Linked DNA regions of Homo sapiens: regions 1 and 3 are each linked to region 2. A link is a loop called in an ENCODE intact Hi-C map of the cell type or tissue named here. Cell type or tissue: gastrocnemius medialis. All regions are shown on one strand.

Region 1 (2,500 bases), 52 kb before region 2:
AGTGGGTACAATAATTGGCAAATTAAAGTGCCTGGGAAGAGCTGGGCCACCTGCATCAAAAAGCATCACCTTGGAATGGCTAATGAAGATAAATGTATGCAGCTAGCTTTACTGACAACTACTTCAAACACCAGCAGACTGAAAAAGCAACACTACAGTACTTATTTCATTTACTGTAAAGTACGCACCATGTGAAATTTTTGTTATTTAAAGGAAAAAATACCCAACCCCTCTCAATATGTTGTACACATGCCGGCTGAATCGAGGCTAGTACTTACTCCTAAAAAGCCAATGCTTTTCTTTTAAACTGGCAAACTGGGATCAATTTGCTTATTAAAACGTTGAATTTGTATTTTCATGACAACTAGATTCAAATAAATTAGAAGACTACAAAAAAGAAAATAATCCAATTTCAATAAAATTGCTACTCTTATTCATCCATTCATTTATTTGACAGTTATTGAATACCTACTATGTGCAGGTACTGTGCTTGACATTTGGCAGAGAGAGACGAATGACATCTCCTTAAGGAGGTTGTGGACTATTTGCAGGCAAGAGGCATGCTTACAGGCACACACACAGGCAACTAGAACCATGTGCTATTGTAGAAACATTTCAGAAAGGTGTCCCTTTCCCTTAGAGTCTTTCAAGAGAAGGCTCACTCTTAAGCTGAATTCTAAGATGATTTCTGAAGAGTTTTTGAGGGTGAGTAAGCTTGAGAATGGTCTTCCAAGCTGAAAAAAGTAGCATGTTCAAAATCAACAAGAAGGTCAGGATCTGCTTGAGGAAAAAAAGTGCCTTCAAAATATATGAAGGAAATAAATACAGAAATAAATATAGGAGGCAAGAGGTCAACAGATGATGAAGATGAAAGCTAGACAAGGGTAAGAATATGAAGGGCCCCAGAAGATATGTTGAGGAGCTTGCATTTAGTTCTGCAGGGCAGTACTTTTCAGAATATGTGACAGAGAACCCTGGGGACCTGGGGAAGGAGGGAGGCAGCCTGGAAGGGAGTGAGGAGTGAGAAGAGGCTGAGCAGTCAGGACTCAGGCCCTGTACCTCTACTCATACCACAAGAGCTTTGCCAATATCTGTTTCACCTTTTGGGCCTTCTTATTATTAGTGTTTTTGACAATTTTTTATACTGGAATAATCTTAAATTTGCAGAAAAAATTGCAAAGATAATAGAAAGAGTTCCTACATACTCCTCCCCCACTTTCCCCCACTGTTAACATCTCACATTACCATGGCCTGGTACGTTTGTGACAACTAAGAAGCCAACATTGGTGCATCACTACTAACTCAACTCCAGACTTCATTTGGATTTTACCAGTCTTTCTATTAATGTCCTTTCTCTGTTCCAGGATCCAGTCCAGTCTAGGATATCACATTGCATTGTGTCATCATGTCTCTTCAGTCTTTTTTGGTCTGTGACAGTTTCTCAGTTTTTTCTTGCTTCCCATGACATTGACGGTCTTGATGTGTATTAGCCAAGTATTTTTAAAGCATGCCCTCACTTTTGGCTGATTAGGGTTATTGGGAAGAATATCACCGAGGTAAGGTAAACTTCTCATCACATCACATCAGGGGGCAGGCAAATGACATCAGCCTGATTTATCATGGTGATGTTAACCTTGATCACCTGGTTAAGATAATGTTTACCAGGCTTTTTCACTGTGAAGTTACTATTTCCCCTCTTTGGAAGCCAGTCATAAATCCAGCCCACATTTAAGGGGGAGGGTAAGCTTCACTATCTGAAGGTGGATATATCTACCTGTACTATTTGGAATTCTTTTAGAAGAAAGACTCTATTTATTTATTTGTTCGATTGTTTATTTATATTAGGATGAACTCAGACATTTATTTTATACTTTCGGTTATAATCAAATACCATGTTATTTATTTTGTGGCTCAAATTGTTCCAGCTTTGGTCTCTGGGAGCTCTATTAAATTGGTTCCTGTATGCCTTTCACATGCCTACATCTTTTTGTTTTTTGAGCACTTATTTTTTTAGGGCATACCATGTGCTCCAAGATCTTGTATTTTTACTGTCCCAGCCACAAACTCAGTCATTTCTCTGAGGATCCCTAGTTCCTATTATTGGAGGATAATATTTAGAAACCACGGTCTGGGCACTGCATGTGCTTGATGCTACTGAGGTATCACTGCTCCCAGGCCCCCTCAGCAGAAAGAGCCAAGAAGTATAAATACATATTCAAACCCAGTTATATGCACATGTCTATAATTGTTTCTGTGTCTGTCCGTATGCATATTTATCAAATTAAATAGTAGTTAAGCTAACATGAAGTTAGCTGATATGTCCAACTCTAATCCAGCATTACAGGGTTTGTTGCAGCCCCCTCTCCTAGCTTATGGAAATTGTCCTGACAATGAGAAACCTGGCTTGCACCACCTACCATCCATTCATTTATTTGTTCAGCCTCAGTATTTGGGTCTTCTTTTGAAGAGATTTCTGTTACTTTAAAATAATAATATATAA
Region 2 (2,500 bases):
TCTGAGAGTGGGGCCAAGAATCTGCATTTTAATGAGGTCCCTAGGTAATTTTCATTCATAGTAGAGTTACAGAAAGGCTAAGTCTTTTCTTCTATTCCTAAACTTTGGAGTATCCGTTTTTCATCAGAAATGCTTCTGGGATCTTTAAATTAATTGCCTGGGTTGTCTTAGGAACAAGTCAAATACTTATATAATATTTTCTACATCCTAGGTCTTGTTAATTGATTAAATTCTCACAACAACCTTACAAGGTAGATAATAGTATTACAATACTCATGTTATAGATAAGGAGACTTAGGCACAGAAAAGCTAAAGGGACTTCCCTCAAATTACACACAAGATGTGATCCTGGGCCATCTGGCTCCAGAGTCCATTTGTCAACCACTACACTATGCTAGTGCTACAGCTTCAAACAAAGAATCACAGTCACTGAAAAGTGCTGGAGAGCAACTGCTCGTGGAAATCTTTGCTCTGAGCTTCATGGAACAGATCAGAGTTCCTCCAGGATGTCCTGCTCCATACTCCAATGCCTTCACAGCTGTTCTCCCTGCTAACATGCCATGTATGCCCTCCTAATCTGACAAAACCTGGACACTTCCTGGATGTCCAGAGTGAGCCTGATGTCCCTCATTTTTGTTCCCAGGGCCTAGTGCACACAAGCCTCCTGGCACTAATTATACTAACCTATACCTGCAAATCTAAGCCTATTTTCCACAGGAAACTAGAACTTCCTAAGGGTAGATATTGAGCCTTATTTATTTTCTGCCCTAAGTATCTAGCAGTCAGCGGGAACTCCATAGATGCTTGTGGAATAAGTGAATGGTGGAATATACAGTAAAGAATGGTTATTCCCTTTATAACAGAATTTACCAAAAGTTTCTGAATCCCTGTGTTCATTGACATATCATTAATGTCTTGACAGAAAGCCTAAAGGACTGAAAGGTAAAGCCACTGCCAACTGGAGATCAATCCAGTATCAGATAAAACATCTTTGAAGTCATGATGTAAGTCAGTGGGAAAGCTTCTACGGGATCTAAAAATGTGAATTAGACACAGCTTTTCAAGGACACTCCTGTTGCACAAAAGGGAGTGTACACGTTAGAGAAGGTTTGCCTCAGTGCTATCAACATGTAAGCAGATGGGGACATGAAACAGCTTGTGAATTCAGTCCTTTTCTCTCCAGCTGGCAGAAGCAAGGATTTTGAGAACTCTGCTCTCCTGTCTACTGAAGGATCATGTTTCCCTGCTCTGCAATGACCATCAAAGCCATCTGGGAAAAACAAAATTCTTTTGCACAAGAACATAGGGAGCAACAGGGAAGAACAAAGCTGCAGTACTTTGGTTCTTTGGCTCCCGCTTCTGGAAAACTCTAGTTGGTATTTTATCTAGCTTGTTCTCTCAGTGGTGTAGTAAATCAAACAGGATAGTTGCAAAATGTTCTACAGTGTTGGGGAAGAAGAATTTCTTACATGCCTAGAAAGCCACCAGGGTTGTAAATTAAATTCCTCAAACAAAGCAGCCCCAAACACACAGAATATTAGCTTCCCCATTTTGTGTAGTTTTCTAAGCTCTTGAGATTGTGTACATGTTAAACACATTCACTGCCATTTTCTTCCTTGAAAAAGATTTTGAGTTTTCTGTCACATCAAAGAATGTATATCAAAGAAATACAAAATGGAATTTGTGATTAGTAGAAACAGAGCATATTAATTTTTCCTTCTAAACAATACCCTAAGATGAAAACAGGCTAAAGCCATTATGCTAATCCAGTGATGGAAGGCACAGATTACCACACAAATAAACAATGTGTGTTACAGAATACAGACTAGAGTGTGCCTCACAATTATATTTTATGGTGGAATATATGTTTACGGAGCTTTTGGCCTGGTCATTTAAGAAAAATGTCCTTAGGCTGGGTGTGGTGGCTGAAGCCTGTAATCCCAGCACTTTGGGAGGCCGAGGCGGGTGGATCACCTTGAGGTCAGGAGTTCAAGACCAGCCTGGCCAACATGGTGAAACCCGGTCTCTACTAAAAATACAAAAATTAGCTGGGCGTGGTGGTAGGTGCCTGTAACCCCAGCTATTTGGGAAGCTGAGGCAGAAGAATCACTTGAACCTAGCAGTTGGAGGTTGCAATGAGCCCAGATCGCGCCATTGCACTCCAGCCTGGGCAACAAGAGTGAAACCCTGTCTCATAAAAAATGCCCTTAAGTTTGTAGGTCTCTACAAGTTTCATGTGAAATATGGAGTTCTGTGAAAGCCATATCTCATGGAATAAATCCCAATCAATGTCTTTGACCAGAAGTTCAGGAGTGAGTGCCCTCTGCCTATGGTCACAGGTTTAATCAACTCCAGTATGGGCCAGTTATCTCTGCTACTATGGTCTGAATGTGTGTGTCTCCCCAAAATTCATATGTTGAAATCCTAACCTCCAAGGTGATGTTATTCAGTGGTGCGGGCCTTTGGGAGGTGACTACATCACTAGAATGGGATTAGTGCT
Region 3 (2,500 bases), 150 kb before region 2:
GATTGGAGATTCAGTATTTGAGAGGAGAAAGTAAGGAAGGATTAGACTTTAAGAAAAAAAAAGAACCCATTACTTTTTTAACAATATATGTAAAGATGGAAATTGTTTTCTCTAACAGCACAGGAGCATATGATGTACTCGCTCATTAAAGCAAACGCACAAACTGAAAATCGAGGAAGACACAAACACAGGAAGACAAAGGGGAGAAGGCAGCGCAACCCGAAGAATCAGTTCCATGCCCTGTTAGGAAAAGCTGCCCCTGTGAGCTTCAGAGATAATGAGTTGTAATTCTACTCAGCGCAAAGAGGAGGACTGCTTAAATCACAGCAAGAAAGAATCCAATTACGTATACAGTAGAACTTTATCACAACTGTACTGAAATGACAGGAAGGAAGGGTTATTCATCACAGACCGTGGCCCTGTCTGGCTCCTCTCTGTGTTGCCGGCTCCAAGCAGAGACTGGCCACAGCCAAGGCTCGGCAAAGGTTTCTTTTTGGTTGTCTGTTCCCAGTTGGACGAGATGAAAACAAACAAAAAAAAATCCTGTTTACTGATTCACAGGCCAGTGTTTTATCAATTGGATGAGCATTTTTCAGAAGGCAGGTTGGGGCTTTGTGTTCAGGATTTTAGAGGCATGGCAGTTGAATTAATTAAAGCACTCATTCATTTGAATTAAAGATCCATTCAGCATTTCCTGGGCACGTATGACTGCCAGGATCTGGAGTTACAGAGGTAACAGTAGTAAGTTCCCCACTTGAGTTTGAGGAGAGGATAAAGGATGGGAACCAAACTCAGCAAAAGAGTCGGGACACATGAGCTGAGGCTCAGAGGACACAGAGAGAGTCCAGGAAGGGAATTGCTGGGAGAGAGCCTGGTAGGCCTGGGGAATTCCAAACAATTTTTCATGGCTCTTTCATGGTGTGCATCTGGCAGTGTGGCCACAATGTCTGGAGAGACTGCAGGAATTAGATCAGATCAGAGAGACCCTGCTGTTCAAGCTAGTGAATTTCAACTTTGCTCTCCCTGGAACTCAGAGTCAGAGATGCACCCTGCCAGGCCAGGGCTCCGGTGCCTGGGCCGCCCTTCCTCACTTCTTCTCTCTTTGTCTGCTGCCCGCTAGCCATGCCTTGCTCCTTTTCTGCCCTTTCTAGTCAATGCCTCAGTTAAGAGTCTCATATTTGAGATGAGAACTAGATTTCATTTGAAAGAAAGGCAGTTGAGGCCTCTTGCCAGGCAAGGCTGGGCATACTAACTAGGTTAGGTGTGGGCAGGGAGGAGGGACAGAGAGAAGTTGTCAGTACTAGGAACAAGTCTGGTCTGGAAGGAAGAACATAGCGTTTTAAGAAAATAATAAGAGAAAGAGGCAGTAATCAGGCTAAATGGCTGCATTACAGGTGTAGTCCTGGGCTGAGGGTGTCCTGACAAAGTGGCTGAACACAGAGATTATTAGCGCAGATAAAACACAGGTCCAGGTGGGGCAGCTGCCCAGAGGACTCTGTCTACAGGTCACAGGGCCTGCACCCCCTGGTCCAGGGTTCAGACCCAGCCCAGGGGAAATAAAGTTTGCAGGAACATCATGGAGTCATAAGTTGAGAAATACTAGGCCAATTGGCAGGTTACCTAAGCCAGGATTCAGGCAGGAGAAGCAAGACAGGATTCAGACAACAAAATAGAAGCCTGGGGTTTGGGGAAGGAGATAGACCCCTCAGTTATCAGATACGGAGCACAGGTCACAGCCTGACCAGCATAAAGCCTGCTTGGATGCTGAGTCTTAGAATGCAGGGCTCCAGAGCCCCCTTCCTCCCGCCTGACGCCAGATGGACCCTCAAGTCCAGGGACAGAGTAAGTGTGTGGGGCCAGGTCCCAGGACTTGTGCAGGGCACAGAGACAGGCTGGAAGGGCTCTAACAAACATGCAATTGTGCTGCTTCTTTTTCCAGAATTACTGGGTTAAAATTACTGACCTATCATCACTCTGCAGAGAAGCCACGTGATACCTGAAGACATTCTGTTTACCAGAAGTTTCCAGTGGAGAAACTTTTTCAGAAGTCTCCTATTGCAATTGACAAGTCTTGTTGTTCTATAATGTCATTGAATTTGTAAACTATTAAAGTAATGCTCTTTTTCATTCCATGTTTTCTTTTTTCAAGCATTCTTAAAAAACTGTTTTGTGAACAGCAGAGGAAAAGTGAACATTTTAAAAAAGGTGATCTTAAAGTCAAGGGATCTGGCACAGCTGGATGACCTAAGGCTGACCAGCTTTTTTTTTTTGACATGAGTGTTGCACTGTCATCCAGGCTGGAGTACAATGGCACAATCTCAGCTCACTGCAAGCTCCGCCTCCTGGGTTCATGCCATTCTCCTGCCTCAGCCTCCTGAGTAGCTGGGACTACAGGCGCCCGCCACCATGCCTGGCTAATTTTTTTTGTATTTTTAGTAGAGACGGGGTTTCACCGTGTTAGCCAGGATGGTCTCGATCTCCTGACCTCGTGATCTGCCTG

The links. Hi-C counts contacts between places; a loop is a spot of excess contacts. Peaks named below come from ENCODE experiments on the same cell type or tissue, not always from the same donor. Only the 100,000 strongest peaks of a DNase experiment are listed, where the experiment ranks them.
Region 1: a loop joins it to region 2, with 2.5 times the contacts of the local background. A loop is called at or near these places in 3 of 110 quality-filtered maps.
Region 3: it touches region 2 in a loop (1.8-fold over the local background); 2 of 110 quality-filtered maps call a loop at or near these places.

The regions. Positions count from the first base shown.
Region 1 is chr13:43,463,447-43,465,946 of GRCh38, forward strand. The region is part of intron 3 of ENOX1 (ecto-NOX disulfide-thiol exchanger 1); the gene reads right to left. Among named protein-coding and RNA genes, the nearest start is that of ENOX1-AS2, 16 kb to the left of the region's middle. In gastrocnemius medialis, no CTCF peak of the experiment used is centred here; a DNase peak (open chromatin) is centred at 1,275; H3K27ac peaks cover 1,308 bases.
Region 2 is chr13:43,515,305-43,517,804 of GRCh38, forward strand. The region is part of intron 2 of ENOX1 (ecto-NOX disulfide-thiol exchanger 1); the gene reads right to left. Among named protein-coding and RNA genes, the nearest start is that of ENOX1-AS2, 68 kb to the left of the region's middle. In gastrocnemius medialis, no CTCF peak of the experiment used is centred here; a DNase peak (open chromatin) is centred at 1,227; H3K27ac peaks cover 1,147 bases.
Region 3 is chr13:43,364,024-43,366,523 of GRCh38, forward strand. The region is part of intron 5 of ENOX1 (ecto-NOX disulfide-thiol exchanger 1); the gene reads right to left. Among named protein-coding and RNA genes, the nearest start is that of ENOX1-AS2, 84 kb to the right of the region's middle. In gastrocnemius medialis, no CTCF peak of the experiment used is centred here; no DNase peak of the experiment used is centred here; H3K4me3 peaks cover 801 bases; H3K27ac peaks cover 1,316 bases.